2 separate regions of the Homo sapiens genome follow, and region 2 is linked to region 1. Evidence: chromatin contacts called from ENCODE Hi-C or POLR2A ChIA-PET data. All regions are on one chromosome and are shown on one strand. Each heading gives the region's core, a stretch centred on a gene start or an enhancer-like site at or near the end of the contact. The rest is flanking DNA. Distances are from core to core; before and after follow the strand shown. Region 1 holds the start of SPAG6 (sperm associated antigen 6). Region 2 overlaps LOC107984215 (a long non-coding RNA gene).

Region 1 (3,481 bases), core at 473-2,972:
TTAGAAATGGAGAAGAGATTAGTGGTTGTCCAGGGTTAGGGATAGCAGGAGGTGTGTGTGGCTATAAAAGGGCAAGAGAGAGGATCCTTGTGACAATGAAAGTGTTCTGTATCTTGACTGTGCTGGTGGTGGATACGCACGGAATAAAATTCTATAGGACAAAACACACACACACACGAACAATTAAAAGGAGGAAACCTATATAAGATCAACGAATTTTTATCAATGTCAATGTCCTCCTTGTGATATTGCACTACAGTTTTGAAAAATGTTACCATTGGGGAAACTGAGAAAAGGGTACACGGGATCTCTCTGTATTATCCCTTACAGTTGTGAATCTACAATTATTTCAAACTAAAATGCGTTTAGAAGATTATAAAATATACTTTATTGTAAATACATGCCCCCCAATAAAAACACACAAGGAATAAATGCCAAAAATCCTAGTGACAAAACGAAGTATCACATAGGTGCAGTAGTAATTCCCCTCAAAGAAACCCAGAGTAATCATTACACTTAAGTATTCTTGCTGTCAACATGTTAATTGTTTAAATTATGTGTTAGTTTTAAAGATCACATCCTATAAACTGAAGATTTCTCATGACACAGTAGTGATAAAATGCTACCTTACAGTTCAGATGGTGGTAGAATCATCCAAAAAAAAAGAAGAAGAAAGAAGAAAGAAGAAAAGAAGAAGAAGAAGAGGAAGAAGAAGAAGAAAGAAGAAGAAGAAGAAGAAGAAGAAGAAGAAGAAGAAGAAGAAGAAGAAGAAGAAGAAGAAGAAGAACCATTTTCTCTTATCAGTTTATGTTATGAGATAAGAAGATCTCTCTCCCTCCCTCTCCCCCTCTCTCCCCCTCTCACATCTGCAAGAGTCCGGACTGAGGAGTAGAAGGAACGCGCCATAAGGATTTCGCAAAGTCTGGTCTCTACCTACTTGGAATTTCTTGGAAAAGATTCAAGCATATCATTCCCCTTTCACTAAAGCAAGACGAGAAATCACGTCTAAACCACTGGAATTGCTTTGCTGTGAGGAAGTCGAAGGTGATCAAAGGCAGGGTGGCATGCAAAATGGCACTTGGATAAAATGGGTCTCATTAGGGTAGAGTCCCATTCACGTAAAATGACTCCAGGCAATTCCTAGGGCCTCGACTTTCAACCTGACACTTGCCTGTGTGCAATGAAGATGGAAACAGGGACAACGCGCACCTCCCACAACCATCTGGAAGCTTCACCCTCTCGGCCTGACCCCCAAAGACCCGCTGAAAAGAATGGATGCTTTTGCGAACTCCGGTCCCCACACTGCGGCTCCCCAAGAGCTCCACGGGCAGGGCAGCGGGGCGGAGGCGTCGGGGACTCAGTGCGCGGGGGGCGACGGGGGTTCGGGCTCCGGGCTCACCCGCGTTCTGCAGCGTCTCGATGTTTTGGGGTCTAGTCGCCAGCTCCGCCACCATCTGCACGAACTGGGTCCTGGCCTTCTGGTATTGCTCGAACACTGCGGGAGAGAGAGTCGGTGGAGCCCACCGCACCCGGGTCTCCTCGGCGCCAGCTAGTTAGGGCACCTGCCCGCCTCGGCCCTACCTTGCAGCACCTGCCTCTGACTCATGGCGCCCCCGCCGCCGTCTGCCCTCCTCGAGCTCTGCGGGGAAGCCGCTCGGCCTGCGAGTCCACCAAGGGGGCGATCGTGGCGACGACTCGGCCTCCGACGGGAGCCGCTTCTCTGTGTACCCGCGTCTCCCGGGCAACCTACCGGAACCGGAACGCGGCCGTCTTGCTGCAACGGCCAGTCCCGGGCGTGACGTCACGGCCGCGGTGCCTGGGCGCACTGAGCGGGGCGGCGGCGCGAAGACGCCCGAGCTCGAGGACTCGGACTGCTGGGGCTCTCAGCGCGCCAGGCTCGCGGAGCCGCCGGGACATCGCGCGCCGTCGAGTATCCCTGCACTGCCCGGAGGTCGGAGCTCCTTACAAAGCGACCCCAGATTGCCGTGGTATCCTGACTGCGGCGCGGGTCGGGACCAAGCGCCGGGAGAGCCCCACGCGCCAAGGGAGCCTGGTTCGAGGGCAGCCAGACGAGTAAATTGCAGCCCTGGAGTTGTCTGAGCTTCGACGGTCCCGAGAAATCTCACACGTCACATTGTACAATCCGATCAACACATGAATGTCAATGCAACTTAAGTGTTGCATTGACATTTAACACTGCACTGACAGTAAAACACTGATTTAGGAATCCGTGTTTTCTTTTGTAACCCGCTGTTATATACCTGGCATTCCTGGTTTCAAGATTCCTGGAGGAGCATGACAACCATGTTCACACACTTAATTACACTGTATTGAAAGCATTTAATGAGCACTCAGAGACTCAGTGAGGAAAGCAGATGAGGAAAGGATGTGATGAATGTCCTGTCTTCCCTGGCTTTCTCCTAATGACTACTAATTTTGCTGTTTCCTCACTTTTATGTGATTTGTAAATATTTTGTCTTAGTCTTTTAAATTTAGGCTTCGTTATGTTGATGAATGACATCTCCAACAGAAAAAGAGAGAGAACCTTTACCTGGAAAACCAGACTTCCCTATCTTATATAACTTGAACCCTTTACCCAGTTTCTTTTAACAAAATTGAAGTACTTAGTCTATTACTGGTTTCTAGCTTGTCTTTGAAAACTATATACCAGTTGTTTCAATGACAGTTGTCAACTTTAAATGTTCCTCCATCAAAAACTACAATTTCACCAGATGTCAAGTGGATACATAGCCGCAGCTGCTGCTAAGTAGTGCCAAGACAGGAAACCCCTTGATATTTCTTCAACAGAAGGGAGCATGCAAACTTAACTGGTTCTATATTTGGAATGAGTCCTCTATATTTATCTTTGAGATCTCACCCTTCACTGAGCTCTTGATGAAGTCCTGATACTTTGTGGAGCTCCAAATAGTTGGGGAATGGTCCAGCAATCAGAGAGAAGAATAAGTGTGTTTAGTCGGGTCCCTAATACCCCCGAAGGGCAGGTACATGTCTTCTGCTTCTGCAGCTCAAAAGCCAGTGATGGCCACAATCTTTTTACTTAATTCAAAGTCGTAAGTTTTACAGTGATATCTATATTTCCCTATGGGAATATGTCCTTTAAAATTAAAGTTATGCGTTCCCATTTAGAGACGTGGGAGGAAACAGATTGAGTAAATAATTAAGATTGCAAATAAGCCTTGTAATTTTCAGTTCCTTGTTGAATGATGAAAAAAAATCCCCTTAAAAGTTTTTATATTTGGTTTCAGTCCTTAAACAAACAATTCAAACTCTTAAGCTACTCCAACTGCCATTTTTAGCAACTGCTTTACTATTTGTTTTCCATTTTAAAAGTGTTAAGAGCTCAATAGAGGGGGAGAGGTCTAAACCTATAAACATAACACAGTATGGGATGCTACTAAGTTCTTTGAAAACATACGTTCAAAAGCTATGTAAATTACTTTAGAGTCTGAGTATCTGTTAT
Region 2 (3,481 bases), core at 556-3,055, 720 kb before region 1:
GAGGCAGGGAGATTGCTTGAGCCTGGGAGGTCGAGGCTGCAGTGAGCCGTGGTTGTGCCGCTGCACTAAAGCCTGGGCAACAGAGCAAGACCTCAACTCTAAAGAAAAGAAAAAAGAATCACACTTTATTATTAATTATTTTGAACCATGAGATAATAAAAAAGGAAGGACCTTTTTCCCACTTAAAAATGTTTCAGACTAATAATAATTGCTAACATTTACTGGGCTCTTACTGTGTTCTAATAATAGGTGTCAGCATTTAGAAATCTAATGTCATTTAAGGCACGCAGCAACCTGGTGCTATTGTCATCCCTATTGACAGAAGCGAAATGGTTCACCCAAAGCCACACTGCCAGCAAACAGCGAGGCTAAAATGAGGGACCCAGACAGTCTGACTTCAGAGACTGCACTTAAGTTACTTAACAGAAATTAATGTCAGTTAAGTGACAGAACTAGAACTTGAATGTAGATCCTCTGTCTCCAAATCCTATTGAATCCTCTATATCACTGTTCTTAAATTTTTTGGTCTCAGACCCCTTTATTCTCTAAATATTGAAGATTCTAAAGAATATCATTTCTGCAGTTTTTGTGTGTTGCTATTTACAGCACTATAAATTAAAGCAAAGTAATTTAAATATTTATTAATTCATTTGAAACAATAATAATAAACCCACTCCATGTAAACATAAACAACATCTTTATGAAAACATTGTCGGCCAGGCACAGTGACTCACGCCTATAATCCCGGCATTTTGGGAGGCCTAGGTGGGTGGATCACGAGGTCAGGAGTTCCAGACCAGCCTGGCTAACACGGTGAAACCCTGTCTCTACTAAAAATACAAAATTTAGCCGGGCATGGTGGCGGGCGCCTGTAATCCCAGCTACTCGGCAGGCTGAGGCAGGAGAATCGCATGAACCGGGGAGACGGAGGTTGCAGTGAGCCGAGATCACACCACCGCACACTAGCCTGGGCGACAGAGCAAGACTCTATCTCAAAAAAAAAAAAAAAAAAGAAAAAGATAAAGAAAACATTAACAAGAGAAAAAATGTTTTCATTTTCTGCTACATGTCAGTGTAATAATATTTGATACAGAAAACTTAATATAGAAAGGCACAAAGATAAAAACAAAATCACCTGAAATGCCACCACCTAAGAGGGAACGTCTGTGAATTTTGTTTTATATATTGTCCCAGCTTCCTGGGAAGATTATGAATTCCAGACATCGTGCCTTCCAGACACTGAAATAGTAACCTTAAATTGTGGCAATTTAAAAGTGCCTGTAAAATCATCGTAGGAAATCTTAAGGCTGCACCAGGACCTGAAGAGGGTCTCGGTGACCCTCGGCCACATATTTCTAGACATCACTGGAGAGCACAGAGCTCAGAGCCCATTCTAGTTTATTAATAGTATAAAGCATACACCAAAGGCAAATGATCTAGCTACATAAATTTTGTTTCCTGCCCCAGGAGCCAAAGCTAAGCCCTTCACTGCTTTATGCTAAATGTGCATTAAATTGCAGAGGGCAATTGGTGTTTCTCAGCGCTCCAAGTTTGCACCTGCCTGTTTGATACCAGGAGAGGGTGTGGCCATTTCCTCTTGAACTTTGGGTTAGAGAGAGCTGGGTATGAGGGGTGGGGTTCAGGGAAGGTGAGCGAAAGCCCACTCAGGGGTCATCAGCTGCCTGGTGGTAATTCCTGGCCAATCATTTCTCATTCTGTATCTCCCTGCGGCAGAACAGCTCTGAGCCTCCCAGGACACCACGTGATGCCTGCGTTTCATTCCATGCCAAGTTCCACATGCCAGAGAGCTGTCGTAGAACTTTGGCAGGGAGAAGTGTCTGGGCCAGTGGCCTGTGGCAGTTACTGCTCCTGGCTCTCACATCCTTTGTAGAGTTTGTAGGGAATCTAGAACTTACTGTGTCCCCTAGAGAGGGGGTCACCAGACTGACAGAAGCCTGGGGTTAGAACAGAGAAACCGGAGAGCACACAGAATTTATGGACAGAGGCAAATGGCTGGGACTATGATACCAACATCGTATTTCCTTCCTCCTTGAAGGAAGGCCAGATGCCAGCAGTTCTCTCTCACTGGTCTCTTCGTGGGGCCTGGTAGTCTACAGACCCCTAGTCACCAGATGCCATCTTGGGGAGAAATTGGGTAGGAGGCCATGCAGGGAAGGAGGAAGTCTGCCACGTCAGTTATTTATCTGAAAGAGATTATCCAGAAAGAAATAGCAACTGATAAGCAGCAAGCCGAAATTTTTCCTTTCCTTTGCTGGATATGGTGGTGAATACTCAAGAAATTTCAACCAGACCGGGCATGGTGGCTCACACTTGCAATCCCAGCACTTTGGGAGGCTGAGGCAGGTGGATCACTTGAGGTCAGGAGTTCAAGACCAGCCTACGCAACATGGTGAAACCCCGTCTCTACTAAAAAACAAACAAACAAAAACAAAAACAAAAAATTAGCCAGATGTGGTGGTGTGCACCTGTAATCCCAGCTACTCAGGAGGCTGAGGTAGGAGAATTGCTTGAACCTGGGAGGCAGAGGTTGCAGTGAGCAAGATTGCACCACTGCACTCCAGCCTGTGTGACACAGCAAGATCCTACCCCCCCAAAAAAAGTTCCACCCAATTCCAGAGAATGGTTTGTTCTTTCTTAGAAACTCATTTCTTTTAATGTTGTTTTCTCTACATGGTGACAAATGCAAGGTTTTAGTTTACAAAGACAGCATAACGTGTCCTACCCCATCTAAGACCTCACCATACAAACACCTGCTCTCTGCAACCAGTGGAAAGATCTTCCTTCAGCTGTTGGCTGTCAGCAACTTTTTGCAGACTGGTTGAAGTTGGACAGGAATGGTAGTTAGGGCCCGTGTGGTATTATCCATATGCCATATAATCAAAATTATGTTTTCACGCAGGCAGAACAAAAGCAGGATTCCAAGTAGGTCTCAGATCAGTTCCAGATCCTCATGCCAATGTCTTATATCCAGTTCCCCAGCCTCGTTTTACATTTCAGCAAAAGACTGTCTTGCAAACGCAGCGGCGCTTATATGGCCAGTGTCATCTGAGAATGCAGTGGGGTGATTTGTGGTGGGAGAGCTGTGTTAACCGGGCCCGAACTGCTATCCAATATCCCAAACATAAACCTCTTCCTGCGCGGTTGAGAAAGAAGCCAAGGCTTTTGGAAAGTTCACCTTTCATGTGCTGAAGCCTTCCAATTTCTTGGTTGCAGCTGGACATGCTCTCAGAGCAGATCAGACACTCTGGGAAAGAAAAGGGGTACCCCATTGTCCAGCCCGGATCGGGGTAGCGACAGCAGAACCTTCCAGGGACAGCCCACCTGTCTCGCCTGGCCCCGGGGCTCGGCTGAGGATGGCAGGATCCCTGGACTGATTAGCTTCTCCAGAAATAGCTTCATCCAAGAAAACGACCTTTCATCCAACAAAATGACCTTTCGACTTCTATATATTTTATCCTCC

Evidence for each region. Hi-C counts contacts between places; a loop is a spot of excess contacts on that map. ChIA-PET counts read pairs that join two places held with the same protein, here RNA polymerase II (POLR2A). Pooled maps may share reads with other maps.
Region 2: a map of aorta shows a loop between it and region 1 (2.6-fold over the local background). The contact joins the enhancer-like site here to the promoter of SPAG6 in region 1. A Hi-C loop is called at or near these places in 2 of 168 maps with a recorded cell type or tissue (aorta and ascending aorta) and 8 of 50 pooled maps. POLR2A ChIA-PET finds 5 or more read pairs at or near these places in 2 of 52 experiments (WTC11 and naive thymus-derived CD8-positive, alpha-beta T cell).

What each region holds. Positions count from the first base shown.
Region 1 is chr10:22,343,737-22,347,217 of GRCh38, reverse strand. SPAG6 (sperm associated antigen 6) reads right to left here and starts at 1,722. Exons shown (of 11, transcript NM_012443.4): 1 at 1,582-1,722; 2 at 1,400-1,495. The coding sequence starts at 1,606. RefSeq lists enhancers at 877-1,693, 1,654-1,873.
Region 2 is chr10:23,064,020-23,067,500 of GRCh38, reverse strand. The region is part of intron 2 of LOC107984215 (a long non-coding RNA gene); the gene reads left to right. Among named protein-coding and RNA genes, the nearest start is that of MSRB2, 30 kb to the left of the region's middle. Within about 2 kb of position 1,805, at least 9 of the 41 ENCODE cell types and tissues checked have a DNase peak (open chromatin) inside an H3K27ac peak, as active enhancers do; they include ascending aorta, where a contact is called at or near this core.